Linked DNA regions of Mus musculus: region 2 is linked to region 1. Evidence: chromatin loops called from intact Hi-C (ENCODE). Cell type or tissue: heart. All regions are shown on one strand. Each heading gives the region's core, and the rest is flanking DNA. Links, peaks and the distances in the headings are about the cores only.

The links. Peaks named below come from ENCODE experiments on the same cell type or tissue, not always from the same donor. Only the 100,000 strongest peaks of a DNase experiment are listed, where the experiment ranks them.
Region 2: a loop joins it to region 1, with 2.2 times the contacts of the local background. A loop is called at or near these places in 3 of 42 quality-filtered maps.

Annotation. Positions count from the first base shown.
Region 1 is chr17:50,045,582-50,061,271 of GRCm38, reverse strand. It overlaps Rftn1 (raftlin lipid raft linker 1), which reads left to right. Exons shown (of 10, transcript NM_181397.2): 5 at 5,645-6,035; 6 at 13,772-13,975. Among named protein-coding and RNA genes, the nearest start is that of Gm52302, 19 kb to the right of the region's middle. In heart, for the core only: no CTCF peak of the experiment used is centred there; DNase peaks (open chromatin) are centred at 6,351, 8,341 and 10,631.
Region 2 is chr17:49,980,610-49,996,299 of GRCm38, reverse strand. Rftn1 (raftlin lipid raft linker 1) reads left to right here. Exons shown (of 10, transcript NM_181397.2): 10 at 1,819-2,993. The coding sequence ends at 2,145. Among named protein-coding and RNA genes, the nearest start is that of Gm52302, 46 kb to the left of the region's middle. In heart, for the core only: no CTCF peak of the experiment used is centred there; a DNase peak (open chromatin) is centred at 8,989; H3K27ac peaks cover 1,194 bases.

The DNA.
Region 1 (15,690 bases), core at 4,433-12,432:
CTCCAGTCATCCCTCAGAGCAGTATACACTCTTAAACACTGAGGCTCTTCTCTAGGCCACCGCCATTTGCCATTTTATATAATATATCATGCTTGATAGCAGCTATATGCCAAGTAGAACTTTCAGTCACTACAGAAATCTTCTAGATATATACCAACCAGTAGGGTTGTCACTACTGATGACTAAGGAATTGAATGTTTTCATTTGAATTAATTTTATAGGCACATATGGCTAGAAGCTATTCTTCTGGATAAAAATAAAACCCCTTTAATTTTTTTTTAAGCAGTAACTTTTAATTTTCAGTGTTAATTAGCTGATGATTTACAGGCATTCATCGGACTCATCATAAAGTTAGATACTCCAATAATTTGTTAAAAATAAGTCAACCAGCTGTAGCTCTAACTTCCTTTGAACAGTATGGAGCCTTTCTCAACCCAGCCCCTTTGGCCTCACCCAGCCCCTCCCAGGTTCTGGAGTTAAATGTATAGGGCACATGGCCATAAATCCTTCAGCTGATTGGTTGAGGCCTACTACTTTGTAGAACTGACTTTATGGAAAGTCAGCTGGTTGTGGATGTCAGTCATACCTTTAAATAATTACCGCTTTAGCAACATTTAAGTTAGCATAGTGTTTTACCAAACAACTTATCACCGTAGTATATAGACAGGGTGACAAAATTAACTTTGGTACCTCTCTTGTTGGGTTCAGATGATAGCCTTGAAATTGTCTCTGACCTTTGCTTGTGGCACTGGGTCTTGTCCCATGGATCTCGTGTGAGAGCAGAGGCTTTGTAATAACAGTCCCATGTTATGCACAGCTGTGATGACTTACTCAGTGAACTTGACCCCTGTCCCAGTTCTCAGTGGCTTCCCTGTGGCTGGTATATGTGCTCTAAATATAGATAGACATTCTAAAACTGAACAACCTCCAGTTCATCTAAGATATCTTGGGAATGTCGTGTGTGTGTGTGTGTGTGTGTGTGTGTGTGTGTGTATTAAAAATTATTCCTTGACTATGTAACCAAAGTTGACTTTTTCAATAAATTAAGACTCTTATATAGTTAAATTTCAAAAGATATCTTTTCTCTGACATTCTGATTCTGTTACCATGGAGATTTTCTATCATGATAGAAAGTATTGGATTAAGTCATGGCTCAATCCAAACGGCAGTGCTTAGCTCTCAATACCTACCCAGTAGTCCAAAGACAACAGAAGTGAGTATGGGGCAGGCGCAAGCGTACATAAAGTTAGGCTGGCATCTCGTGGGCTTCTCAGCAAAGGCTGTGTATGTCAGGGAAAGACTTTCAGTCCAGGGTGTGCAGGATGAGTTTGGTGTTGCTTCAGAGCTCTGGGACGTCTGACAGGCTTCCTCTGCTGTAAGGGGTTGTTTTAGAGGCCTAATAGAATGCATGCAGACATATTTCATAGGAGAGTTAGACAGTGTGAATTGCTCTTTTGCCTCATTACAGTTGTGATTGTGCATGTGATAGTCTCGAAGCTTCACAGCTGAGGTGACCAGAGTACTCACAACTTTGTCTTCAAACTGACTCCATCTCTTGGAGACTGTGACAAGGTATGATGTCCTCATGCTGTTTGGCTATAGAGGTGGAGTAAGGTGACCTTGGCTGTGTGTAGCATGGTGAGGGATGGATCTGGCAGGATGTGGTTGAATGTGTGTGGGTAGATACAGAAGGGAGGACCCGAGGAGGGAGAGAGCCGTGTCTCCAGATTCAGAGGTCCAGCAGCTGTGGTCACTGGCTGGATTGGTCAGGACTTACAAGGGCAGTCGGGATTAAGGCACAAATGTGGATAGTGGTTAGAACGATCAGTGCTGAAACTCCATGACTAGAGTCACCAGGAGAAAGTGGGGCCTGAGGAGAGCCCGGGGCCCTAGATGAAGCCTGTTTGATACCCAGCCTACCCTCCATTGTTAAGCCTCTGAGACTTGTTTTGTGAAGGAGTTGAGAGAATGAGAAAATGAGAAACAAGCCGGGCGTGGTGGCGCACGCCTTTAATCTCAGCACTCGGGAGGCAGAGGCAGGCGGATTTCTGAGTTCGAGGCCAGCCTGGTCTACAGAGTGAGTTCCAGGACAGCCAGGGCTATACAGAGAAACCCTGTCTCAAAAAAACAAAAAAAAAAAAAACCAAACAAACAAGAAAATGAGAAACAGACAGGACTCTGTTTGACTAGAGACTTGGTCATACGACTTTCTGAGAGAGAGAAATGAAAGTGAAGGAACGTGCATGTTCATGCATGCCAGGTGTTCACACACATGCAGATATGCAGTAAGCATGCCTGCCCAACAGATCGTCGTCCCATCACTGAGAACATAACCATGCAGAACACCCCTGACCTGCTGCAGAGGGCCCTCCAGCATGTAGACACAGGAATATCCTGGACAGAATCCTGACCTACAGAGCTCAGCTCAGAATGGCTGACTGAGTAGGTCTAAGGTATCTGAGAATCCACAATGCGCCCTAAATCCCAGGGGACACTGATGCCTAGGGACCTCGCTTTGAGAACCCTGGCTAAGAGTGAATTCAGTACAAAGTAGTGTAGGGCACAAGGGTCTGAGGTAAGCATGGGCTGAGTGCAGAATCTCTTCTCTCTTTCTGCCCGATGGCCCCAGCAGTCTCTGTGTGGCCGCCAGAGGTCCAGACTGACAGAAGAGTCCAGGAATCTCTGCCAGCGCTAGTACCTTTGCTAGGCCCTGATCTGTCCACTTACCACATGCTGTCTGCTATGAGAGGCTCCTGGTTTTTCTGCTTATAGATGACATCAAGGCTCTGAAAATTTCTACCACCTTCTGTGATTTTCCACATCACTGAGGAACAGGTCCGGGGCACCCAGCTCAGTCTTTCTGAATGCCTTCAGGCCCTGCCATTGCCATGGCTTCACCGTAAACTTCCATTAAGGAAGGCGATGTTTCTCTGTGACAAGCTGTTTGCTCACTTTAGATGAGCCCTGCCCAACTTCTCCCCTTTCTCCTTTGTCTATTTTGCTCAGAAACTGAGAGCTCTGCTTTGTGGGGAATGGCTTTCCTTAGCCGAAGGGTCTTTAATGTAATTGTCTCCTCACTCTTTTCTTTTAAAGTTTGTGGTATCTTTCAGAAGCTTTCCAAAATAATTTCAAAACTAGGTGACTATCATAGATCAATAACTAAAAGGAAGGACTTTGGAGACGTTTCCCCGCTCCCACTTTCTCGTTATCTACCTTTGAAGAGGAATCTGAGCCAGAAGCAGGCCTGTGCACATACATGTGCAGTGGTTGTTTGGCGTTGAACTGAGGAGCACCTAGCTGATGGTAGAACGTGTGTATATGTGTGCGTGTGCATGTGTGTATGTTTGTGTGTGTGCGTGTGTGTGTGTGTGTGTGTGTGCGCGCGTGTGCGTGTGTGCATGTGCGTGTGTGTGTGCGTGTGTATGTGTGTGTTTACTGAGGGGGTTCTTTCCAGAACAGCTAACACTGCAGTTGTGGGTAACACCACTGGATTGGCTGGGGACCTGGGTAGAATAGGGGGAGTGAAGAAATGTAAGAAGGGCAGGTGTTCCTTCTGTGTCTCTCTGTCTCTGTCTCTGTCTCTCAGCTAGTGAGGAGAGCTGCTCTACACTTACACTCCTGTCTCTGTCTCTGTCTTTGTCTCTCTGTCTCTCAGCTAGGGACGAGAGCTACTCTACACTCTACACTCACCCTGTCTGAAACCCCAGAATGTGACAGCCAAGATGAAGTTGTCTTTCTTCCTGAGGTTTTTGCTCATAGTAACAGAAAGCTAACAGCCGAGCGTGCAGGGCGGGTGTGCACAGATTTAACATCCTGAGAGGCTCCGACTCTGTCTCAAGTCTGCTTCTGCCCAAGCCTGGCTGTGAACTGTAACTCCCCACTGCGAGCTTACAACTCCCCCCCAACCCCCCAGGCCTCACCTAAAATGGAGACAATGATACACAGAACACGATGTAAATGTCAGCACAGCGCCCAGACCATAGTGGGTGCATAGTAGGTCTACTATTGCTAGTCTTGCTTTCATTAAAATAAAAGACTTGGGTACATCTGCAACTGGTGTAGATTTTGTGTTCTGGAATATTCTGTGTGGAACCAAGATGACACAGTTTAACTAACATAGGATAGTTGGTGTGAGGAGGGCCGCAGAGGTCACTTCTCCAGTAGCTCCATGCTGGTACTTCTTGCTGATTCCTGATCATAGCTGAGCACTGCAGAAGCCTTGAGGGCTCCTGAGATCATGCACTTAGCAGTCAGAGACTAAGATTTCTGTGACTTTCCTCCTTGCTCATTGGTCCCAGGGCTTGAGCATCCTTGCCGGGGAAATCTCCGGAAGACCACCTCCTACTTTCGGCTGATTTGATTGGATTCATTATGCGATTACTTCTAATTATTCTTTCAGTGTCCTTCCTACTAAATTCAACTGCCTGGGGCTGGTTTCATGGAGTGCTCATGTGTCACAAGATACCTTGTAGAAAGATGGTCACGTTCCTCTTCTGAGCTCAGGGAGTGAGAGGGTATAGCTTCCGGTTCCTTGCGTGAGATGATATGTACCATGGACTGGGGATCGAAGGGCTCAGTATTAGCTGTGGGTCAGGGTTGGGTGCTCCGAGGGTACCATGGCTTCCCTCAGGCCTAAGGGCAGGCAGCACGGGGAAGGATGCCCATCAGATTCCCCACCTAGGCCCTCTGCCTAAAGTGCTGCCTTCAAAAGGGGGCTCTTGGGATCATGTGCTGCCACCCAGCAGTGAGGGCTTGTGGGGCAGCTGTGCTGAGTTTGTACTCTAGCCTCCTGGGATGGTGGAGGAGAAAAATTAAACTGTCACCATGAGAACTTCCTTCTTCAAATTCTATTTGAGCTTATTCTGTCAGATCCTTTGTCCAGACTCATGAAAAATGAGATTAGAACATTGAGGGAGCTGCTCAACCAGTAAAGCGCGTTCCACAAACACAGGAGGACCTGAGTCAGGACCCCCAGAGCCCAAGTTAAAAACAGAACATATCAATGCATGCTGTAATCTACCGCTGGGCCCTGGAGCTGTGGCTCCCTAGAGCTCATTGGTCAGTCAGCCTAAACAAATAGATGAGTTTCATCGAGAGATTCTTTTTCAAAAATAAAGGTGGAAAGCGATCAAGGACAGATACTTCATATTGGCCTCTGGTGTCCATACTCAAGTGCATACATAGGCATTGTACACACTCACCAAAGAGGAAAAAAGGAAAAAAAAAAGACATTATGGCACCGAGGAAGCAGGCTCAGGGGGATCTGTAGTTCAAGGCAAGATGAGGCGTCACAGTGATATCTTGTCTCAAAAATTATATAAACAACAACAGTAAAGAGGCAGCTAAGTAGTAAAACTGCTGCTATTGCAGAGGCCTGAGTTCAGATCTCAGCATCTGTGTCAGGCAGCTCATAAATGGGTGTAGCATGGCATAGACACACACACACACACACACACACAAACACACACACACACACACACGAGAGAGAGACTCTTCAATAAATAACCAAATGCTTAAGTGTTTTCAACAGTGAGACCCACCCTTTAGGCCTCCGCAGCTTGTGCTGACACTGGGAATCCACAGTGGTCTCAGTGCCTAGCTGTGTCCCATTTACAAAATCCCCTTTGTCTCCTTTGTCTCCCAGGTGCAGGAGGCCGCCAGTCAGGGCTTGAAGTTTGTTAGCGTGGTGCCCCAGTACCAGCCCTCGGTGAGCTCAGCAGGCAGCCGGCGTCTCAAGCCTGTTGCCAACAGTGTTGAAGATGCCAGGGATGTGAAATGCACCTTAGGGGACCGTTCATCCTTGGAAAATGATACTCCGAAGGCTGCAGAGACGGATGCTGCCACTGCAGGAGTGAACCGAAGACCGGAGACCAAACCAGGATCCACAGGGGACGTGCCCAGTGCCCAGCAGCCTGGCATTCCCTCTCCCTCGGCAGAGAATGAGGCTGGCGAGTTTCCACTGCGGGGTTTGCAGCCAGCACTGGATAGATCAGAGGGCGACCCCTCAAATGGGCCTGAAGAGCTGCCCTCCAGGAGTAAGTGTTCAATGCCAGGAGTTCTGACCTGCTTAAAGAGAGGTTTTTTTAGTATTCCCCAGGGCCTCTTAGGGAAAAGGAAATGAAATTAGTATGAAGACACAGTAGACAAGAGAAAGTTTATCAAGTAGCTGTCTGGGCTACACAGCTGTTTACCAACTGCAGCTGTGGACCATGTTGAGTGAACAGAGCCCAGTGAAACTGACTTGCGAGGACTCCAAAAGTGGCTTCTAGACGAAATAGTCTCAGTCAGTGTTCCCGGATGGCCAGGACCTTCTCCACCCTCACACCCATACAGAGAATGTGAACCACTCTCCAGTGAGCTTGGGCGTTCTGCTTCTGAGTGTCTGCCTAAACAAGGGAGTGAGAAAGCAGGGAGGAGGGCGTACCACGCAAGAGAGTAATGGCTCTGCTTGCTCGGATGGAAGCATTCTGAATGCAAGAAGCACATACAGTTGACAGATGGGCACCATGGAGAAAATGCTTTGTCACCACTGTGGGTCTTCTCTGTCAGTGCTAATGACTTGATGATGTCATGTAGCAACCCACCCATAACAGACAGCAGTTATTATACTTCCCAGTTACCAGACTCTGCCATCCTTTAAAGGGGCCATCGCTCTATTCTCTACGCACTCTTATGAGTGAGCTCTCTTACCACTTCCGGGCTGGGAGCTGGCACCCCTGGCATAGGACGGCAGGTAGGGTTGACACCACCCATGCCTCCACTCTACTTGGCTTTTCCAGTGTAATAGAATGAAAAGATTTCCTGAAGCCTTCTGTAACTCTCATAGTCTCCTTTTCTCTACTTTTGCCTGGAAATCCCATCCATTGTGTGGGTCCTTATGTTAGCAGTGGGGCCCTCTCTGGCTTTAGGAAGGTGACCATAAGTTGCCTGACAATAGAATACCCACAGAGTTGCCTTAGTGTATTTGTTTAGACCTTTCTATACCATGTCCCCAGTCACCATTTCTACTCTGTATTAGCTAAAAACACTTGAAATTGACCTCTTGCAAGTGATTTGGCTGCTTGAGAATAGGGGCAGTGAGTTGATTTTATTTTGTTTATTTATTTTTTGCTAAGTCAGCACTTCTTGAGGAAAAAAAGATGGGATGGTCAGATCTGAGATCTAATGGCAGGGTTTCCCTGAAAGGACTGCCTCAATTCTGAAATACAGTAGAGCTATCATTTATTCAAGACCTTGATCTTTGGTTTAGAGATACTGGTAGGGTTTTTTTCACTTCGCTGAGGTAGACTACTGTCTCACCTTGATGGTGGCTTGGGTTTAGATCTGGTGTGAGGGTCTGACAAGCTCCATCGTGAGGCTGGGGGGCTGAGCATACTAAATTCTGAGAGGGAGGGCGACTGTAGAGCCATGTGGAAGATGAGGGTCCAGGTCAGGCATGAAACCCGGGAGGGAGGCATAGCAGCCATGGGAGACAGGCAGCACCATGGAGAGAAAACCCATGTCTGTGTGCACCTTCTAGCTAGGTGGTCGTCTTGTCCAGATACATGCCACTAACATCCCCATGGGAGCTCTTATTCAGGGCCCTGGCTGCACAGTGCTACCCCTCACAGAATCCTTTTAAGAAGAAATGAGACAGTTGATCCCAAGAGTCTATCAGGAGTGTGGAGACTGTGTTCCAGAACCCACCTTTCTCCTAGACCTTGAGAAGGTTCACTTTCTGGGTTTGACCTTTAACCCTTTCCTAGAACCCTTCCCAGATGTCCAGTGCCCTATTTCTGCTCTAGGGCTCCTTGACTCTCTCTCTCTCCATTGCCCAGGTTCTACTATGGCTGAAGATTGACACCAAACCCTCCTGTAATGCCCAGAGCACTTAGGCCTGCAGTCTCCATTTCCTGGGGTCCTTGTCCTTTTCTGCAAATTCAAATCCTTTGGTCACTGGTGGGTTAATGTGTCACGGAGGCCTCAGTCCAACAGTGCGTGGGAAGGGGGTTTCCAGCTGGAGACAGGCCAGGGGCTTGAGCCACACAGCCCATTTTAGTCCTCCCAAGTAGACAGCTCGTGCTCTCTCTCTCACTCTCTCTCTCTCCCTCTCTCCCTCTCTCCCTCTCTCCCTCTCTCTCTCTCTCTCTGTGCATATCAGCAGCCCCCACCCTGCCTTGCAAGCAATCACAGCACTCTCCTTCCATCTCCAGCCTTTTCAAATTAGTTGGTAGACACACGTTGCTAGTGGAGGGCCTTGGTCCAGTTTTCCCCAGGTGTTATCTCGATTACACTCACCACAACTATGACAGGAGATGCTACTGTGGCTCCCAGCTCACAGATAAGGACCGTTCCCTTCCTGAAGGCTGGACATTTAAGGACCCTGTCTCCACAGGTCAAAGCCCTTATCTGACCCCAGCTTCTCTCCTGAGCCTTTCCCTAGGGAGTTTAGCTTGTTTCCTTCTCTGGGGCGTCTGTTCACTGCCCTGCCCTGAAAAACACTCACAGGGCACCCAACCCCAGCCTCACCATCCCATACCCTGCTCAGCTGTCTGCTTGCCCCCTAAAGAGGTTGTAATGTTTAAGTCTCTTTCTGCAATCACAGCAAGACACTTTAAAAGGATTGCAGAAATTGCCTCCCTTGGGTAGGAAGCAGCTAGCAGTAGATCCAGTCAGGGACAGTTCACAGTGGTCTTAAAGGAGCTACAGGGAACATGGCTGGGCTGACCCATCCCTGCATTGTGGTGCTGATGTTAAAGGGAGAACAGGTGGGCTGACCCCATCCCTGCATCATGGTCCAGATGTTCAGAGAGAGAGCTGTTGGGCTGACCCCATTCCTGCACTGTGGTGCTAGTGTCAGCAGGGAGAGCAGGTGGACTGTCCCCATTCCTGCATGGCGGTCCAGGTATTATACCCTTCTGGATCTTCTTGTTCATTAATTGGGGACTTCTTGCCTGGGGACTTCCTGATGATATGAAGTCACTGTGAGATACACCCCAGTACCCCTTACAATACCTTTGATCAAGAAGCAAGAACCACTTGGGTGTGCTAGGCAGAGCAGGGGTGTTGTGCCAGGCAGTCAGATTTGAGGCCTGGGGTGGTTGTGCTGTGTATTTTTCTTCCCGGAGTTTATGGAGGTACTTAGACCTTGTCACTCTGCCTCCTCCACCTGAGCCACTTGGTGCGACGTCTCTAGGCTCCCACTGAGTCCATGAACAAATGTCCCCAACTATGGCTACCAGCATCTACTTTGTATTCTATTAAATTAACCTCTTACAAGAATGGGGCATGAGCCCAGAGTCTGAGAGGATTGAAAGATCCCAGGCTCTGCCACTCACTGTCAGGGATTCTGAGAGATACACCTGAACCTCCCGTGGAAGTTGAGAGCATCAGGTATCGTGGGAGGTCACACCTGGCTGAGGTACCTACATCTGGGTCTGCTGGGTTTGTCGTGAGCTGCCATGTCAGGTGGCCTCATGCTGGCTCAGAGATGTCCTGGGCTGGCACCATGCCTGTGACAAGTGAGAAGCCTTCCACAGGTTCAGGGATGTAGTGGACCTTCCCATCACTGCACCCGCAGCCCTGCCTTAATAGAAGACATTCATCTCAGTTCCCCCTGCCCATGTCTTGAGCAGCTTGCAGTCCCCACCCAGCTATGCCTGGCTCTCCAGGCTCAGCTGACTGCCCCAAGTCTGGCTTATGGTGCCCACAACTCAGACTCAGTTCTCGGTTCTGTTTCCTCTGAACCACAGCTCTCCTTGGACACTGAAATCCAGCCATCCCTGTGGCTCGTTCACAAGCTGCAGCTCTCTGATTCCATAAATGCAGACAAGCTTCTATCTACACTATAGCTCAGCTCAGGCCCACATGTGGCCTGAGAACAGCATACCTTTCCCTTGCCATGCTTGCCTGCATGGCATAGCCCGTCCCCAGCCCGGGTCTCCATGTTCTCCGTTTATCCTGCGCGTGTCAATCACAAACACATGAGACATTCACCGTGGTACAGGGACCTTGGAAGGCATAAGAGTTCCAAATGAAATGTGGCGAGGCCCCATGTCATGTCACAGGGCAGGACAAGAAGACAGTCTGGTACTCTTTGGCTGCTCTGCCAGCCTAGTCCTTCAGCCATTCTCACAAACAATGCCTTCCTTTGGGACTTTCCCACATCTGGAAATTGCTTCCAGCTGGGATCATAGTAGCTTATAGAACAACAGAGAACATTGAAACAAACCTGGGGCTCCTCGGAATCCTTGGTCCCTGCTCACACTCGAAATGTGTCGGAGTTTGGGGGACACGAGAGCATCGAAGCAAGTGGTTTTGGGGGTAGTTTCTCTTGGCTGGTGTCCCTGTGAGTGGATCTGACTAAAGGGTTGTGTGAGATCAGGCCTCTCCTGGTATCCCATCGCTGCTGATTCTTCTGTGGTTCTTCATCTGCCATTCTCCCTTCCTTCCTGAGAAATGTGCTTTTGTGTCAGGCTGCTGGGGAGGTTGGAGCCTGGAAAGCCTAGTTGCTGCCAGCCCTTCCTACCTTACCTAGCTGTCCTTCCCGCCCTCCTCCACCACAGCCTCTTCACTTCTCATTTCGGCCTTACTCATTCTCTGTTGCGTGACGCTTTCGGGAGACTGGTGCTTATTCTTACTGCACCCCGTGAGTGAAGATGGTCTTCTGTGTGTTCAAGTGCTACCAGCTGTGACCACGACCAAATTCCCACTTCCTTCTTCCAACGCAGCAGCTCTGAGCAATTGCTCCTGTTGCATTTGTGCCTAACTGTAACCGACTATAGGGCCATGTTCTGGACCAAACCTGTGGACAGCTCTGGCCAGGAGTGCTTCAGAAGTGACTTTCGGTCCAAGTGGATGGGTACCTCAGTTGTCTCGTCCTTAGTGGATGCAACTAAGGTGACATTGTCCCAGTGGACCTGTGTCCCTGATGAGGCACAGCTGCCCTGTGGTAACTGCTCACTAACATTGCATCTCCTCATTTCTATCCCTGCTCGCTCTGTCTTCCCAGCATCATCTCTTGTTCTGTAGACACTGCAGATTATTCTATGATAGCCATGATTTTGGTTTGAGTGGGTGAGTTTATTAAGTGTGCAGCAAGAATAAACAGCAAATAGATGATAGGTAAGTAAGTAGGTACAGAGACAGACAGACAGACAACAAAATGTCATTAATCCAGGTACTTAAAACATCAACAGAAATTGGTGGAGGAAGTTGAGGCAGGCAGGCAGAATTCCAGCTGAGCTTCCTGTCCACAGATTAGCTTCCCACGGCTGGACTGGCTCCTCATCCCTGCTGTGGGCACATTCCTATCACAGGATATGCAATAGTAACGTCTGTTGATAAAAGCTGGCATCTGCCTCTTCTCAAAGGACAATGTTTCCCTCTCCAGCCTTATGGCTGTTCTTTCCTCCATCACAGAGTTGGGAGGAAAGCCCCTTCCCAGACAACTCTTCCTGGTGGACGCTTGAGACAAGCACGCTTGGATTTGAAATGGGGGCAGGCAGACTCAGCTTCTCAGTGAGCTCAAATAGCATGACCGCTAACCCATACGATGTGTATTACAGCAGTGTCAGCTGCTTGCATGGGAAAGCTTGGAGGGTCTACTTTGAAGGATCCTAAGACACACCAGATCAGACTCTTGGCTGCTTGTACTGAACTTGAGGCACCCAGGACCAGAAGATGATGCTGCATCACCCAGCCATTCCCTCCCTAGCCTCATTCCCTGGCTTGGGTCCTCACTTCACACATTTTCCTCTGGCACCCCATTCTCATCGTCTGGTGACTGCATCTGCACGCACCAGGGCCGGATTTCTTGTTTGAAATCTTTTCTGGGGTCGATACAGCATCTTGGGTCAGGCAGGTGGACTGGAAGGGAAGTTGGGCTAGGGCTAAGGACCGAACTGCATGGGCTGTATACAATTCAGGTGGCTGGTTCTGTAGGATGGAATAGCTTGATGAAACTCCCTGTCAGTTCAGCGGTTAGTGACAGCAGGTCTCACAACTCAGGGACCTCACTGATGCTTGATCAGATGGGGCTGGGAGGTTTCCTTTGTGCTAGAATGAAGCTCCTACGTGAGAAGCTTTTCAGGGCTCTGAGAATGAACCCGATTGTTACGTAACTTAAGGTCCCAGTACAGCAAGCAGGGATGGTTTGTTCTGTGCTCCAGAAACAAACTCTCCTTTAAAATCCTTTTATTTTAATAAAGGAAACTGGGCCAGGTTTAAAAAAAAAAAATCAGTGTATGTGGAGTTGGCTCCCTAGATAAGAGTGCTTCCTGTACAAACACGAGGGCTTGAGCGTTGAATCCTCAGGACCCAGGTAAAAAAGCGAGGTATGGCTACACATGCCTGTAAACCAGTTATCGAGGGATGCAGACAGGAGAAGTTGAGAGTTCGCTAGTCATCCCGTCTAGCCTGAGTGGCAAGCTTAGTGAGAGGCTGAATCTCAAGGCAAGAGGCAAAAAGCGACAAATGAGACATGTAAGGTCTCACACACACACACACACACACACACACACACACACCAGCTAGTACTTATACAACATCCAAATGGCCCAATCCTGAAATTTGGGAGCCTCCATCCCAGAGTTTAAGTGCAGGCGTCATCCCATGTCCAAAACACACGTATGATTTGTGCTTCTCCCTAATGCCAGCCATTGTGTATGACCTTTAAGTCATTGTGTATGACCTTTTCTGTTTGAGAGATGGTGGGGATTTCCTTATCACTTCGAACGATGTTTTGGCAACCAGTGCGTATTCCTAACCAGCCTGTGCAAGCAACATTTTCCAAGCTGGGCCAGCTCTTTTGGCTTGACTAAATGAATGGTGAAAAAATAGACTCTCTCCAGTGTATACTGAAATTCCAGGTATTTGCTGCTGGCCGCGGTTCCCGCTAGCTGTGGCTGGCAGCATAAACAGCAGGTGCAGTCAGCGGCGGGCTGCTGCAGATTATTGATTTCTGGGCTATAAATGAAAGAGTGGAGAGCTCCCAGCTTCACACCCAGGGCCCGCCTGGCTGATTGAGCTGACCTGCTCCTCCAAGCAGGAACCCCCATTTACAGGAACATATTTATTTTTACATATCAATGTACTTGATGTACTTGATTGAGTATTATGGGTTTGGCCCCAGGAAACTCTCCTGCAGTTTATAAATAGCAAGTTCAGGGATGTAAAAAGGTTCCTGGAATTAGGGAAGTGTTTTTTTTTTCTTTTTATGAATCTCCACCACCACCACCCCCTTTATGACTAACTTCTACATCTTATTTCACAAACACTTATTTCTTACTTATTTCTAGAAATACACTTCTTCCAGATGCTTAACAATGTAAATTAATTCTGAGTTATCAATTATATTTCAGATTCAAAACCTAGTTCCAGCTAGGGATGTAGACTATTTGCCTAGCATGTGTGAATTAGGTTCCGTTTCCAGAACCATGCCGGCTGAGTATGGTAACATATCCCCGTAATTCAGAGGCAGGAGGACCCTGAGTTCAGGATCACCCTTGACTGTATAGCAAGTTTGAGTCCAGCCTGGAGGGTGTGAGACCTTGTCTCAAAACAAAAAGCCAACAGCCTCTATCCAAAGCACAAGCTCCAAGGCCCTACTCCCCAAAAGCAGCCTGCCTCAGTTACTGCTGAAAACGGAGTTTTATTATCTGGCAAGAGAACGGCCTCAGGGATTCACAGCTGATACCATTCCCGGGCTCCAGGGAGAACGCGCTGAACCCAGTTTAGCAAATTGGTTCTGTGGGCTAACCTCTCTCTTTATCCTTTCTATGAATCCCAACAGAGATGGAGATCTTCGCCTTTTTCAACAGACCGAAGAGCCAGCAGAAATGTCGGCAGTACTACCCTGTCACCATCCCCCTCCAGGTCTCCAAGAACGGCCAGACAGTGAGCAGTCTAGACGCCAGCTGGCTGGAACACATGAGTGACCATTTCCGGAAAGGCGGTGTGCTGGTGAACGCCGTCTTCCAGCTTGGCATGGCCAATGGTACGGAATGCTTTGCCACTTTTCTTGTTGCTTTGATCTTGGTTCTTCTTTCCAGCCTCCTCCACCAGAAAGCCACATAATCAATAGACACACAGCATTTGATTTCTAATTAGCATAGCTTGGGCAGATCTCACAAAGGCTAGACCCTCTGCAGTGACCCGGTGTCTTCTTGAATGAAGATGGTGGGTTTGGAGGCTTTTAAGAAGGCGACTCTCTGGGACTGTTAATTCCTCCCTCCGCGCTACCCCCCACCCCGGGTGCCCTTTAGATGCCACTCCAGAGTGCAAATTGTTTGTACACATTATTGCAGTCTGAAGTAGCAACAGCAGCACCTTGGAACTGAAGGCTGGAAATAATGGCAGCACCTGGCTGTAGTGCGCTGCTGCTGGGACGCATGTTCCTGTGCGCTGCCTTAGAAGTGGGCTCATCTCTAGGGCCTTGCTTCATGAAATAGCACTATACTATCGATGTCAGCTTTTGAGGCAGAAGGAAAGTCTGTCCACAGTGGGGAACGTTCTTGAGCCAAGAAAGGGTTTGGGGGCAACATGGCCGCCTTTGAAGACAAAGAAGCAGTTTGAGATGTGGGGCTGCCGTACCAGCTTGGGCAGGGGTGTAAGTCAGCCAGAAGCCTTAGGAAGTGAGGTGTGACACAAGCCTGTGGATCCCAGCAGAGCCCGACAACCGTTGACGACAGGGTTGGTGATATGCAGCTTCTCCTACGGGAGTGGGGCTGGGAGTAGAGTTTGGATGCTGTATTCTCTGTGAAGGGCCAGGTCAGCCTTCTTAGAGTAGAGATCCTGTTGTTGTGAATGTGAAGGCTTTGGATGATGCGTAGCCTGGGATGATGACAAAGCAGATGGGTCTCAAGGCAGGCAGCAAGGTCCTTGCTTGTTCCTGTTTGACTAACAGTGATATAGTCAATGGGCCATTATAGCAGCAGGCATGATGAACAGGTGAATAACATTGAACATCTGAGATACCAAGAAAAGCATCTAGGGCATTGCTGTCCAGTAGGATGCTCTGTGATAGTAGAATGTTCTGGATTGTGCTATCCCATGGCCACCGGCCATCTTGGACACCTTTGACTTAGAAACTAAATTTTACAGTTTAGTTCACATTTGTTCATTTAAATATGGATAGCTCTGTGAGTCTAGTGGATTTGAGAGTGCAGCTCTAGAGGACACAGTTAGTTAGTCTGGCCTGGCGTTAACTTTTAAGGGGGTGGGCTTTTTATTAGAGATGAAGAAGTGCACACGGAGTACAGCACACAGGAAGACCCTCCTGGCAGGGCAGAGGGAACACTCTGGGCCCCCAAATCTTGTCTTTCTTTGAGAGCTGGGGGTTTGATGGTCTTTGAGATGTCCTCATCCCCTTAAGTCAAGATTGGTGAGCTTGACAAAAGACAGGGAAGCTGATAGGCCGACAACATTGAGGTAGGCGTGGCCTGCTGGGGCCTTGACCTTGTCAAACTGGTCAGGAGTCAGGAAAGTGGCTGATAGGCCTTTGTGTCAGGTCAGGAGTTCAAGGAAGAGGGAAATCTGCCATCTTTATTATCTATTTAGGCCCAGTCCCTATCTGTCTATCGGGGATCTGTCCAACTCCAAGGCCCTCAGGCACGCAGCACAGAAGAGAAACGTGAGGACAATGGCTCTTTACCTGCTGCCACCTCTCCCTGCAGCCTACATACAGCAGTGCCTTGAAGCCCTCAAAGCAAC
Region 2 (15,690 bases), core at 4,832-12,831, 65 kb after region 1:
CTGGACTTCATTGGTTGGTGACTGGGTGTAAGGGCCCAGGTGACCTGACTGATTCATTCTGACCTCTGAATGCGGAAGGCCAAAGTGTTTATGCGCAGAGCTGAGCCGTTCCAAAGGTGCTCTTACCTCCTAGAAAAAGATTGTTTATTTGTTTTGTTTATTTGTCTTTGCCCAGAAGGGAAGATTGGGAAGGTGGGTCTGGAGAAATCAGGTTAAACGTCAGCCCTGGGGTTTCCTAGCTGTGTCCTTTGGGACAAGTTAGCCAACATCTCTGAACTTCTTTGAATCGTGTGTAAAACTGCACTAGTAATGCTTATGGGAGACCTACCTGGGGAGCTAAGGGGGGTGTGCGCTCCTATCAAGAATGGCTGCCTATTCTTAGGCAATGTGCTATTGAAGTGCTCAAAGTGGACCACTATTCTACCCTCAGTTCCAGACTACTTCCCCCTGCCAAAGAAAGAGTGGGGAGGCTGAGCCACATCTCCCTGGGGATCTGGCTCTGTGATTGCTGAGAGGTCCAGGCAGCAGCAGCAGAAGTCCTGAGGTCACCCCAAATCCATATATCCACAGGAAATAGTATAGTCCTTAAGGCCCGTGTTTGCCTGGGCAGGTCCCTCTGCGATGACCCAGATAGTGGAGTGTGATTGAAGTGGGTCTTTCCTAGCTCACAGTGACAAGCCAAACTCTACTGGAGAAGGTGCTGGAGAGAGCAGCTTCTGTCCTTGCCTCATACCCTTAGCACTCTTAGCTTTTCCAGGTCAACAAAAGGTGGCCTTCTAGAGGACACTTTGTGGCCAGGCTTTCCCAGAGACCGTGGACATTTCCTGGTATAGTGAGCAAGGGCAGATACTAAGCTCGTAGTAGAAAGTGACTCATCTCCAGGCTGGCAGAACTATCCTTGTTAGGACACCATGTATCCACAGGAGACATTACTCAACACTGGCTATACAGTGTATGGGGCAGGGGACACCCATGAGAGGAGAGGGACTTCACATAGATAAGAGTTTGCTTGGGGACAGCCATCGTGTCTCAGAGCCAGGACATGGGCTCAGCAGCCTCAAGGTGCTTTGGTATAGTTGCAGTCAAGTCTCTCACCCGAGACAATCTTGCCATTCTCTTGGCAAAAGTACAGTTTCTTCTGACTTCCCTCTACAGCTGACTACTCCAAGGATAAAATACAAGCTAACTTAACCAACTTCTCACAAATCCACAGAAAAGGTCAGAAGGTTCTGTTTGGGAACTTCCATCCGTGTGGGGACCAAACCAGGGAAACATGGTGTCCAGACTCCATGGAGTAGATAAGCAATGCTACAGCAGCCAGCTGGGGTCGGAACGGTCCTCTGGGTGTTTGTTGGGCCTTATGGTGTCTTATAGACAGCCTGGCTGAAGTGCTGTGGTTATAAGGTGACTGAGCTGGGCTAGCTTCTAACAGTTGTTTAAAAAAAAAAGTGGTTTATTATGAACAAGCCACACCAGTTGTAGATTTGCAAGTTGCCTGGGGACCTTCGTCAGCTTGTCCAAGAGGACTGGTGGCAGGCATCACTCTCACAAGTCCTTTAGGAGGGTCTGGGCTCTGCAGCAAAATACCTGCGCCATGTGCCCTCACCTCCTTTGCCCTTGGGCCCATGCCACCCTTCTCCTTCCACAGCTCCCCAAATCTAGAACACACATGGAAGGTGTTAGCAGGCAGCAAGGGTGGGGGAGATGGGTTGGATTAGATTTAGCTTGATGGTGTCCCGGGAATCTGGGGTTTGGTAAAGTGAAGCAGGAGATTGAGCTCCTAAGGGTTTACCCATCTCCACTCTCTGTGCCTTCTAGTTCCAGTGGCGATTCTCCCGGAACGAGATCCACGGCAGGCAGACAAGGAAATCCAAAGGGAAACTCAGTGCCAGCAACAAGCAGCAAGCAGAAGAGAATGAGAAGAATCTGGAAGACCAGTTCTCCAAGGCTGGAGATGTGGGAAACTGTGTGCTGGGGGCACCGCAGTGGGGCAGAGCCTCTGAGGTCAGGGAGCAAAGGCAGGGCTCAGCAGCTGTGCAGAATGGTCCCGCTGGCCACAACAGGGACTCGGTGGCCCTTAGGCACTCGAATCCCAGAGCTGAGGCTGAGCTTGCTGCAGGCCCCACTCCAACAGAAGCAAATTGAGTCCGTGGTTTATGCTAGGCCTGCATTGTGATTGCAAACCTTGGGAAGCTTGCTAGCAGCTGGTTTGTTCTGTGTTACCCTTTGGCTTGACCTCCCATTGTTAGCTCATTGGCCCCGTGAGCGCGGGTCTCTGATGGTGTTGTTTTCTGCACATCCACTGGAAAGCTGTCTTAATGATCCACTTCTTTTAGAGTGCAAAGTTGGCCTGTTCCTCCCAGACCTCAGGGCTGGAGGCCCGACTCTGGTCCGCCTCTTCCACAAGGAAGGGCATGGACCATAGTGCCTGTACTGCCCCACAGGACTCCAGGGCACATCTGGGTCAACTTCTGGGACATCCTTTGCTACAAACCAAGGTTTTTCTGCTCACTCCTACATGCTGCTGCTCTGGGCAAGAACATAGTGACATTAACCCTGCAGCCTGCCGGCTGGCCTTCCCCACCTGAGCTCTGGAGACCCTGCTGTTGTGGAAGGCAAGGATGTTGGAGAATAGGAGGTACCCAAGCCTCCTGCCTGTCTTAAGGTAGTTCTATAGATACTGGTGATCTGGAAACAAACAGGTAATTCCCTAAGCCCCGGCTCTTACAGAATGTTCAAGAAAGTATCCTGTGTTAATATTAATGCCAAAAAAATACTGTTTTTAAATTTTGTCTTCAACACATGTATGAATATGTTGTCATTTTGAGCAGTTGGTAACTGGGTGCCCTTGTGTGCTGTTTTTGTTGATGTGTCATTGAGTTGTATGCTGTGCCTGTCACATGTTCATACTGTCCATAACGTGTTGTTAAGGCTTTAAGTAGAAGCATCTGGCAAACCATGGAGCGAGAACACCAGTTGTCTCGATGGAAACAGCCCTGTCTCTTTCTTGTTTATTTAAAGCAATAAATGACCTGAGTTGAGTGTGTGGTGAGAAGTATTTACCATGACCTGGCAGAGGCCCCAGCATGGTGTCAACCCTTCACCTCCTGGTGACGATTACATTTTTACCTCCTGCCAGTGTGGTAGACCATGACAAACAGCAGAGCTACCTAAACATACCAGGGTTTCAAGCTTTGCTAAAAAGAAGCGGAAAGTGATTTCAGACGCCATCCAGTGAACGAGAGTGCACAGGTCGGTTCAGACCCGTGGTTTCTAAAGTTTCACCAAAAGTTATCTAATGAGGAAAATCTTCTTCATTTCCAAGTTTATTAAAAACAAAACCTGCAAAGCCTTGTTCAGCCATATCTTTTTAAGCTTTAATTTTATGCGTATGGGTGGTTTCCCTGCATATATGTCTGTGCACCAGTCTGATGCCTGAAGCCTGCTGATGTCAGAGAAGGGTGTCAGATCCCTGGAGCTGGGGTGACTGATGGTTGGCAGCCTCCCAGACCAGATGGCTTCAGCCACTCAGCTTTGGCTACATGTTTCAATAACTAACATTTATGTTTTATTTGCTGTGGGGGAAATTTTTAAAATGATTTCAGGGTGCTGTGCCAGTATCAGGCTATCAAACAATACTGGGATGTCTTCTGGGGTTTCACTTACTCTTTTCCCCTCCCACACACCCTGATGGTTCTGACAAGATGTCACTGTAGCATAGAAGTTCTCAAACTAGCTGTACATTAGAAAAACTGAGGCAGTTAACAGCAACAACAACAAAATGCATAAACAAATATGTTTATGGATATTATTACATAGTCCAATATCACTAAAATGTGATTTTGTCACAAAAACAATATACAGTATCATGCCTTTCCATCCATGGACTCCATGTTTAATGTAAGTAAAATTGTCTGTTCTTTTCTCTTTTTTCAGGTTTTTTTTTTCTGCACAGAACACTTCTAAGTTTATTAATTCTGAATTATAGAAAGCTTAAAAATCTTTTAATCACATGTGAGAATAAACTTATCAGGAGTAGTTCCATAATATATTTTTCTTTTTTTCCATAATATTTTAAATTAAAATATAATTACATCATTTTCCATTTGCCCTTTCCTCTCTCCAGCCCCACCTATGTACCCCATTGCTCCCTCTCACATCCATGCCTTCCTTTTTGGAATATTACTGTTACATGATTACACACACACACACACACACACACACACACACACACACACACAAATACAACCTGCTTTGTCTACTTGCTAGTACATGTCTGGGTATGATTTCCTGGAGTTGTTTGTCTGAGGTTGTAAGTCAGTATCTCTATCACTGCTGTCCTCCTTCAGGTCTTCTTTTGGCAGCCATGTTGTTGCAGGGGGGATGCAGCCCCCCACCCAAGCATTTCTGGAAGACACGGTCTCAGCAGGTTTCCTGGTCCTGGCTCTTATTATCTTGCTTCTTTTCTAACATTTTGTTCCCTGAAGGTTAGATGCAGGGGTTGTCTTGTAGAGATATTTACTGCGGTTGAGCAACCCACCATTACTCTTCTCTGGATTTTGGCCAGTTGTAGCTTTCCGTCATGGTCTCCATCTGCCTCAAAGAGAAGCATCTTTGATGAGGGCTGCAGTTACTTGTGGGAATAAGGATAGGTGTTTAGAGTGCAGGTAAGAATTATGCTGGTCCAGTGATGTGGGCATGGTAGGTTCTGCTCTAAAACCCATGACCTCATGAGCTCTGGTGGTTAGCTAGGTTTCCAGCATGAGGCATGGTTTCCGTCCTAGTGAGTGGACCTTATGTACAGCCAGACTATTGGTCACCACCAAGGTGAGTGAGTGCCACTATTGCAGCTTTCAGAGTACCTAGCAGGACTGGTCTTTGTTGTGGTTCATAGGTGTCACAGCTGGGCAGGATTATTGGGTACCCACCCCACTCCCCTCTTCGCAGTTTCCACAGGGCTGCTGTTACTATTGAAGCTAGTCCTCCTGGTAGTGGCTTGTAGGTCTGATCTCATTAAAATCCTCTGAGTCCTGTGTCCAAAGTCCGTGGTGTCTTCAGCAATAGGGATTTATCACCGACATCTGGGAGGCATCCAAAGGCAGCAGCAATGGTTGAAATCGTTGTGGGAGTCTCTGACCAACAGCTGGAAAGGGTGTTTTTCATGTTTGATGCCTGAGGTTTTGTTAGATGGTCTATGGCTCTTGCAGGGAGCATCATCAACCCACATGGCATAACTTCATTAAAAATAATTATGCGTGTAGACTTATATATATTATACATAATTTTAATTAAATAAACAAGAACATAATTGCTTCTGGCTTTTCAAAACATCCCTTGGAATTGCTCTTCCCTCCTTCTCCTTCTGTACAGATCTTATTTTCTCATCCCCTAATTAAAGTTTCCCTCTTTTTCCCCAATCCCCATCATATCACTCTTTCCCTCTCTAGCAACACACACACACACACACACACACACACCAAGGTCCCCTTTTAGTTTTCTGTTCAGGTCATATATTCCAAGTCATATACTCATATATGAACATTTGGAGCTAGGAGCCACAGATGAGAGAAAACACTTATTTTTTTGGTCCCAGATTAGCTTGGTCACTGTGATATTTTCTCGCTCTATCATTTCCCTGCAAATTTCATGATTTTTTTTTCTTCATAGGTCTATAGAATTTCATTGTGTATATGTACCACGTGTTTATCAGCTGAAGGCCATTTAGGTTGTTTTTTGAGGCAGGGTCTCTCTGTGTAGCCCTGGCTGTTCTGGAACTTCCTATATACACCAGGCTGGCTCACAGAGATTTGCTTGCCTCTGCCTTCCAAGCACTAGGATAAAGGCCTGTGCCACCACACTTGGCTCCTTCAGAAGGCACTTCGAGCTATGAATTTCCCTTGTGTGACTGCTTTCAGTACATCCCTGAGATTTTCTTGTGTTTTTATTTTCGTTTAGTTCCAGGATATTTTTTTTCTTTCTTCTGTGATTTCGTCTTCGCCCTGTTCGTCATTCAGCAATGAACTACTTAATCTCCAGGAGTCTGCACATACTTGTTTGCTGTTGAAGTTTTATTACTTTGTGGTCAGATAGAATAGTTATTTTACTTTTTTTTTCCCCCTGAAATTTTTGAGATTTGTTTTGTGCCCCAGGGTGAGGTCTATTCAGGAGAGGCTTCCACGGGCTGCTGATTAAAATGTGAATTTTGGTGTCTGGGTGGAATATTCTATAGATATCTGTTAGGTCCCTTTGACATGAGGTCAATGAATTCTACCGTTTTTCTGTTGATATTTTTGTTCAGATGACGTGTTAGAGAAAGCAGGGCATTGGCACCCCTTACTCTAACAGCACGATGCGAATCTGTGTCTTTCATTTCAGCAGTCCAAGTCTTATGGAGCTGGGTACGCCAGAGTTTGAGCTCCGTGCTTCTCCGTTAATTGTTCCCTTGATTAGAACGCAGTGTCCTTGATCTCTTCCGATGAGTCTCAGTTTGAAGTCTGTTTTGTCAGAGGTTAGCCAGGCAATGAGTGCTTGCTTTCTAGTCCCATTTGATTAGGGGCGTGGTTTTCCATCCCTTCTCTTTAAGGGAGGCCTGTCTGTAAAGCAGTTTCCTGGAGACAACAGAAAGATACATTTTGTTTCTCATTTCCATTCAGACAGCCTGTGCCCTTTAATTGGACATGTAAGGCAATTAATATGTAAAGTGATTCTTTAAAGGTGTGTGTGTGTGTGTGTGTGTGTGTGTGTGTGTGTGTGTGTATTGCAGTCCTTTTGCTGTTTGGTTTGCAGCTTGTGTTCTTAGTTTCCCCTTGGCTTTCAGTAATTACAGCTTCATTTATTTTCCTTCTGGAATCCCTTGGCTACGCTCATCCCTCTTTTTATTCCTAAGTACTGCTTTCAGTGGTCTCTTTATGGTTGGTCTGGAGGACATGAATTCTTTTAGCCTGTTTGTATGATGGTAAGTTTTTTTCTTTTTATAAGTATGGCAGACAGTTTTGCAGGGTCTGCAGTTGGCATTTCTGGTCTCAAGGCTCTGCTTGTTTTCAGAGTTTCCATTGAGCTGAATGTGGTGCGGTGTGTCTTCAGCCCCAGTTCCCAGGAGGCAGAGGCAGGTAAGAACTTGGAGAGTTCAAAGCCTGTCTGTCTGCAGAGTTAATTCCAGGCTAGACCCTGTCTCAAACAAATAAGTAATTAAATGTTTGCATTGAGAAAGCAACTGTTATTCTGACCTTTGTTTTTTGTTTTGTTTTGTTTTGTTTTGTTTTGGGGTTTTTTGAGACAGGGTTTCTCTGTATAGCCTTGGCTGTCCTGGAACTCACTTTGTAGACCAGGCTGGCCTTGAACTCAGAAATCCGCCTGCCTCTGCCTCCAGAGTCCTGGGATTAAAAGGCGTGCACCACCACACCCGGCTTGTTTGTTTGTTTCTGTAACTTAACTTTTTTTCTTTTGCATCAGTCAATACTCTCTGTTCTTTCTATATGTTTAATGTTTAAATGCTGATATGCTGTGGGGAGCTATTTTTTTTTTTTTTCTACTTGACATTCTGTGTGCTCCTTGAATCCCTCTGGTGTCTTTTCTTAGTTTGGGGAAGTTTGCTCTCCTGTCTGTGCCGTTGATGCAGGTTTCTTCTCTCTCATCTATCCCTGTACTGCGCAGGTTTGGTCTTTTCATGGCGTCCCACGTTTCATGGATGTTCCTGTCCTGCATTTAAAAAGTACGTTCATATTCTTTACTTGTACGGTCTAATTCTTCTCCTTTATCCTCGAGGTTAATATTCTACCCTTCAGTCACTCTGTTCTCCTGTGAGGCCTTCTTTCCCTTGTGTTTTTCTAGGTGGGTGATCGATTCATTTCCGCTTGAGTTTTCTTCAATATTTTTTTTCATTGAATTTGCTTCCCAAATCCTAGACTGTCTATGTCATTCCATTCGGCCTTATTGTTGTATTTATTGAATATTATCTTCGAGTTCCTTGAGCTGCTACTTTTCCTCTTCCTTAAGTTCCTTGATTTGAGGATGTTTGTTGGTGTTGGTGTTTTAATTCTGGAATTCATGTAGGTTATTCTCATCAGAGAACGCTTCTAAAGGACTAATGGGGGCCATATTGATTCTGGCAGGCAGTGATGGAGCCTGCTGGTCTACTAATCTGACCTGGCATCTGTAGGCTTCAGTATTTCCTACCTCTCATATCGTTTGGAACCACAAGCATATGGGATGTAAACCATTTCAGGCCTTTGAATACGCCTGAGACCTGGGTTCTTCATCTCCAGCCTCCTTGGTGTAGTCGTTCAAGACAGACAGGGTTATTAATACCGTTGGCTTCAATAAAACAGTGTGATGGCGATGCGATGCTTGTCCTTACTGAAGCCTAGTACAACCAAGTTTAGCCAACAGAAATGTGACAGCAGCATTTATGAAATTCAAATTGCTGTGGTAGTGGTAGTAAGTGACATGGGGTTAAAGACGGGCTGGGTCCTTATTGGAATCTTTGCATCTCCAACCCTCTTGTGCCTGCATTCCAACCCAACTCTAGTATGTTGTGTTCTGTCTGTCCTCTAATCAAAAGAAAACAGAAATTCACAGATGATCCACACTGGGAAATGCTCAGCAAGACCATGTTGACCTCAGACCCATCCCTCTTACAGCGTGCTGGGTACTCCCTGTCCAGCATGTGAGAGACAGCAGCCTGATCCAGGTTCTGTCACATGGGGCTCACAGCATCAGAGGTAAAGATGTGAGGGGTTAAAACAGACTACAAGAGAAAGAAGAGGCAAGGATGCCAAGCCTGTGGACAAACAGGCTTATTACTGACTCAATTATGATAGCAGGATCTGTTTCCAGAGCCCCATAAGAAGGTCATGGCAGCCCTGCGTGAGGAGAGCAGGGCGGGACCCTGTGATCAGCTTTCTGTCCCTTGGTGACCTGCTGATTACTGTCTCCCATGAGAAGTTTGGCTTCCTGTACCTGGCTTGTAGAGTCTGAAGCAGGATGTCACAGCTCAGGACAAGACTCATTAGACCTTTGGCTGGGGTTTTGAGGGGCCTATTTCCAGAGACGGAAGTAAAGCAACATTCACCATAGCTTCCTGCAGATAGCTGCCGTTTCTGCGCCAGACTGAGAGAGTCAGGCCCAGTGTTCAAGAGCTGACTCCGGGAACCTGGCAGGTGCTTGCTGCCCCAGCACTGTCCAGGCAAACTGCATCTCTCTCCAGCAGAGGTGGAGGGCTTCATGAGACCCTAGTGTTGACATGTCCGTGAGCAATCAACATGCACTCTGGTGGTGGGTGCCGAGGAGACCATAAGAAGGGCTTTGTGAACCTTGGTAAGGATTCTGGTCCTGTTTATCCTCCTAGCAATCTTGACTGGGGACAGAAACACACTGGCCAGTTTTAAGTAGGAAAATGACAATAGATTTACATTTTTTTTTTAAAAAAATGAACCCTGTGGCTGCAATGTAAGGCCAAGGCAAGCTAAAGGACTGATGTTTTAGTCCTTCTGATGAGTACTGCTGGCTTCAATGGGAGAGATGGGGGCACAGATACAAGAACTATTTGGCAGCAAAAAGTAATTTTGTTTTATGATCGGGGAAACGAGGGAGACATTAACATTAGCAACCAGATAGTATTTCCTCATAGTAACAAACAGCACCAATGCTGTTACCTAGCAGTTGTCTAGAACCTCTGTGTGGATCCCTTTCCAGGGCTCTAACAATGTACACGAGTCAACAGTCTCTAAAACTGGAGTCTCAGGAGAGCTGTCAATGAGGAACAAGATAGCAGTCACACAAAGGAGAACTGCCTACGTTGGGTCTGCAGAGCATAGCCCATGAGTTCTGCCCCCAGTCTTACTAATGGTAGTGGCGTATCCTCAGCCAGGTACTGGAGGTGAGCCCTGTGGCTAGCTGTCAGCGATGGACTGTATATTAGGAAGGGAGTAAGAGAGCGCCTCCAGAGACAGGTTCCAATCCCACATTGGCTATGAAGAAAGCACAGTTGCTCACTCCACCACTAATACAGCAAAGCCTGTCCTGTATGTAAATGTGTTGCCCACCAGGTATCGAGTTCAGAATGGTTCTAGAGTTTTCTGCTGCCTTCTTTCACCTCTCAGGGTAAGCATTAAAACTTCTGTTAAGATTTCTTGAGTCTTTTTCAAAAACAAGAAGAGGGCTGGAAAGGCGGTGCAGTGGTTAAGAGCATGTATCGTACTGCTCTTGCAGAAGACCCAGTTCAGTGCCCAGCACCTGGGTGGAGCACTTCATAGCCTCCTATAACTCCAGCCCCAGGGCATCCATCCTGTGCCCTCTTCCGGCCTTCATGGGCACATAAGCTTATGTGCACACACACACACACACACACACACACACACTTAAAAAATAAAACATTTAAGTCTTTAAGACAACAAGAAAAGAAATATTATATTTAAAATATTCAGACAAAAAAACTTATACGTTACTGACATATATGAACAGTATAGTCTAAAAGCTAAGTGTGTGTAAAACCCATTCAATGATTCAATGTCAGAGAAATGTTCTTGAGGACAGAGATGTTCATATATTCAAGGCTTATAGAAACCCTCAAATGAAAATGGTCAGGAAGGATATTCCCTATAACTAATGTTATAGATAAGCATCAAACCTGCAAGGTGAAGATTTCTAAAGTCTGCAAGAAAAATCACCCCCTCCTACTTATGGGCAACCTCATCTGTCAGTGGAATTTTATAAAACAAACACAATTAGACCTAGAGGGAGATATATTCTCCAATACCCTTAAAATAAGGGACTTCACTTTGGAGTAAAATTCCTTGGAACTGTCCTCCACATTGATTGTAATCTCTCAAATGTTCCTAAGCCTACTCCCATGTATCCACTCCCAATATCCATGTATCAAGGTCACCAAGACCTTCCCATTACCAAGTCAATGCTCGCTGGTTAGAGCTTAACCTCTCCCATCATAGCAGAAGCGGGGCTGACCAGTGCATCCTCAAACGCGTTCCTTATGTGACCGTTCCTTTGTCTCCTACCTGTCTGTCAGAACACCGTTTGTGTCCCTTCTGAGTCACAGACCTGAACAACTCCTGACTCAGTCTGAGCCACTGACAGAGAAGGGGCTAGTAGAGACAGCATGAAACACACATATACGCACACTCTCACACACATATACACCCACTTCCTCTGTCACACTGTGCACACACATCATACATACATATGCACACATGCACACGCGCACACACACACACCACAAATACATACGCATGCATGCGCTGCTTATCTTTTGTGGTTTCTACGGTATGAACTCAAAATATATTAACTGATAAATTTGTTAATTTATAAAGGAAAGAAAACACTGTTCCTGCACCTTTCCTTTGCAGATTTCATTTTGTTGATGAGGGCAAATTCTTTATAGAATAATCAGAGGTAATGCATTCAGGAAGTACAATAAACGGGTAATTAATCCTTAGTGATTAATGGCTGCTAAGACAATCAGGTAAAAGGCTAGGAGAGCTTTATACTACATGGATCAGATGGACAAGGGTTAGACCCCTGGTCCTTCCTGACATTAACAGTGAGACGGGCCATGGCTTATGTGCCACAAAGGAAGCATGCGCACTTTATAATGATGTAGTCTTGCAAAAAAAAAAAAAACAAAAAACGATGAACTCTGACCCTAAGTTCCAGATATAGCTTAATGACCTGTTTACTGAGACAAAAGATAAAGGACCTTGTTAATAGCACCTTGTGGGGACAGTAAATTGGGTGTTAAATGTCAGACCTGTACAAGGAAAGAGACAATCTCTTCAACAAAGGAATTTGGAAGGACATAACTGTGTTAATAGGTGGGGCAGGATACCGCCTATTAAAAGAAACTTAAAAGACGACTACTTCATGTAAGTTGGTGTCTTTAATTGTGCATTGTTCACATCTGTGTGAGGGTTGTGTGCATGTAGAGTCCAGAGGCACTGGCTCTCCCTAGAGCTGGAGTCACAGGCACGTGTGAGCCAACCCAGTGTGAACCAAACGTGGGTCCTCTATAGGAACAGTGTGTGCTCCTAACCACTGAGTTCCCCAGCCAAGCACTAACTTCTTGTTGTGCCAGTGTGAGGATCTGAGTTCAGATCCCCAGTGCCCATGTCAAATCTGGAAAATCTCTATACATTGATAATCTTGGTGCTGAGGGGAACAGAGCAGAGGGACCCCTGGGCCTCACTCACTGAGTTGGTGAGCCCCAGGCATCTGAGAGATCTTGCCTCAAAACAATAAGGTAGAGAACCATTGAGGAAGGCACCTGATGTGGACCTCTCCCTACACACACACACACACACACACACACACACACACACAGGCACACACGATATCAATCCAGTGTGATATGGGCTACAGGAAAACACAGGATGTTCGGGTGTTAGAAGACATTGAGACTCACTGTGACTTACTTGTTTGGTGTGTGACAACACAGCTTGTAGGAAGTAATTCATCTGTTACAGGTATATTCTGTACAACACTGAAGAATTTACAAGCGACATGGCAAAACCAGAAAGAACATGACTGTGACTGGAGCTGTGTGGTGGACATGTGGGCCTTGCTTTGCTACCTCCTGCGGTGACATGCATTTGGAATGTTCCCTGAAATTTCCTTCCTCCACTTCCTCTCCCCCTCCACCCTTCCTTTTTAAGTAAGCTTAATACAGTTTGTTTGATTTTGTGTTATGTTTGAATGTTTTGCCTTCGTGTTTGCCTGTGTCTCATGTGTGTGTTTGCTTGGTGCCCTCGCAGGTCAGCAAAGGGCACTGGAGTCATGGTTGTGAATGAGCGAGCAGATGCTGGGAATGAAACCCCAGTCCTCTGCAAGAGCGGTCAGTGCTCTTAACTGCTGAGCCATCTCTCCAGCCGCCTAAAGGATTTTTACCAAGCCCCTTAACTCTCTCTCTCTCTCTCTCCCCCCAAGTAATAGTGTGTATGAACGTGTGTGTATGAGTGTGTGCACCCACATTGCTAGTTTGTGTGTGCACATTGTGTGTATGTGTGTGTGCATGTGTGTACAAGTATGTGTGAATTTTCATGCTGTAAGGTCCCTGCCCACAGGAAGGAGCAGCGAGCCCCACTCAGCCTCCTGACATTCTTTCTGAGCAGGACAAGGCAAATGAGGAACGACAACTCATTCGGTGTTACTCATTACAAACCCCCAAGAGTGATATCCTCGCCTGCTCATGCTTAGATACAAGTGCAAAATTTATATGAAGCAAAAATCAGCCAAGTGACTTGATCAATGTCAAGGGCCTAGGAGATAATGTATGAGCTCAGCACCAAGTTTCCTCTAGTCTCTGCTTCTGTTGCAATCTAAGTTGCCAGCTACCCTAGCTGAAGTTTCCTCAGTTTGAATACCAGAGAGATATGGCCCAGCCTGGCAGCAAGGGCAAAGGGGCATTCTTACCCCACAGACCACAAAATACCTTTCAGCACCTAGCACTGAAAGGAGATACAGTGCAGACAAACAAAGGGCATGGCCTAGCCCACCTCAGCAGCTCATGTTGGTGACAGCAAGCGAGGGCAGGGTGTCAAGGCTTAGCTGGGATCTCCAGGCAGGTGACTCTGCCAACAGCAGGCACACAGCATGGTGCTGATGGGACAAAGGCAGGGTGGCCAGCCTTTGCTGTGCTCCCATCCCATACTTCTCTGGGAAAGGTCCCCAGACACTGCCAAACTTGTCACACAGAGGTCTGGGCTACCTTTCCGGTTGGCAGAAGAGCCCCATTGCTGACCCCACAGCCTTGCATCTCAATGTGCTGTGCTTCTGGGTCTCTTCTCAACTCTACAGCCCAGCCCTCAGCTAAGGCTCTGTGGGCCAATTGATAAGTCACAGCTCAGCGTCTTCCCGGGATAAACAGTGAACCGCAGCCCCTCAGATCCACGTCCCCCTCCCTCTTACTGAATCCGGGATATAATACAGCCATGCATTGTATAGCATTGCCTTAGTCAATGACAGGCTACACTCAGCGATCTAAGACTGTACCTCTTAGTGACATGAGAGCCACCTCTGTTTGCCATGTATATTTTTTAGTGTCAGCACAGTGCTGGTCACATAGCAGCACAAAGCAGAGAGCTGAATGCTAGCCATTGGTGACTGCTTAAAATCTGACAAAACTCAAAACAAGATGGCGGCTACTTGGTGGCCCCTTAAGTTTTGATGAAGAAGCTTGTGTTTAGGTCCACAAGACCCTGGGACATGTGTAACAGCAGCAAAAAAATGAGCAACCTCCCTTCCTTACCAGCCCAAGGGTAGAATTGTCAACAGAGCCTCCTGGGTCCCAGCTCTGCACTGTCTTTGTGCAGGCTTCGTTCACTTCCTTTGCTTGTTCTCTGATACTGTGGGTCCAAGACTGCTTGGCTCCTCCAGCTAAGCTAAGCTAACTTGGCCCCTGGACTTGTGGATTTTTCCAACTCTAAACACAGAACTTTGACCAGAGCAGCTCTGAGCTGAGCTTGGGTCACTTTCTGTCCACCTGAGGACTGTCTCCCAGCTCCACACTTAGGGAGGGGCAAAAATGCCAGGTGCTCTCTCCCATCATCCAGTGAGCATGCGCCATCTGCCTGCTGGAGTCAGGAACAAGCCTTCAAAAGGAGGTCATACAAAGCAGGCAAGCAGCGCTCTGAAAGGGCTCTCTACCCCGGGCAATCCTAAGCATGCTCCCACAGCCAGCCCCACCACTGCAGGCAGATTCAACATGAAAAAAGTCACCCACACCTTCGCCCCAAACAGAAAACTGCCCTGGTAAGGCACTTTGCAGAAAGGATTTCTTAATGGCTTTTTCTTTTTTTCTCAAGCTTTGGCAGTTAAGCAGCGATTTCACCAACCGGATCTTGTAACTGCTTCTGTTCCTTTGTTCTTCCCTGCTGCTGCAAGGCTCACACCTTCTCTATCCCGAATTCTCACATTCAGAGATGTGACTGATGGGCACTTCCTGTGCCCAGTGGTCCAGACTGCCTAGCTATCGCTGTTCTCTGTGACACCTGTATCCATCTGCAGGTCTCACGACTCTTCTGCAATCTGTGGTGTCCTAGAGATTTGTTTTGATGTTAGCTTGTCTGGACAGGTTCTGGAGTACTTCAAGCTGGCCTTGAATTTGCTGTATAGCTGAGGTTGGCCATGTAACACTGATCCTCCTGACTTAGCATTTCAGCTGCTAGGCTGTGAGATACCAGCACCTCAGCCTGATGACTCCCTCATTCCACTAACCTCCAATCCCACCCCACCAAGGCCCCATCTACCCTGTAACTTAACTGGATGGTTTTAACTGTCCTTGGTAGGTGTGTCTGTTAAATTTTATCTGCATTGATTAAGTCTTGCAAAGCCTTCTCCTCTTCCAGAGAACTTAAAACATACAAAAGAATGTTACCTGCTTATTTACGTATTTATTGGTATATATTCATTGTACATAGAAAAAAGTTTTACAAGAATATTTTCATTCAAGTATAGCATGCATTCTGATGGCATTCACCCCACTTTCCCCTCTCCTACTGATCCTGCTAAATAGTTTTAGTCCCACTTTCAAATCCTATATGGTTCTAAAAAATGTAAACTAGCATGCAAAATCATGGGTTTTATTATGGCATTTTCACACACACACACACCCCTTCTCTATTCTCTTGTCCCCTGAGCTCCAGCTTTTACCCTTTAGCACCATAAGTCCCCCTCCAACCTTTC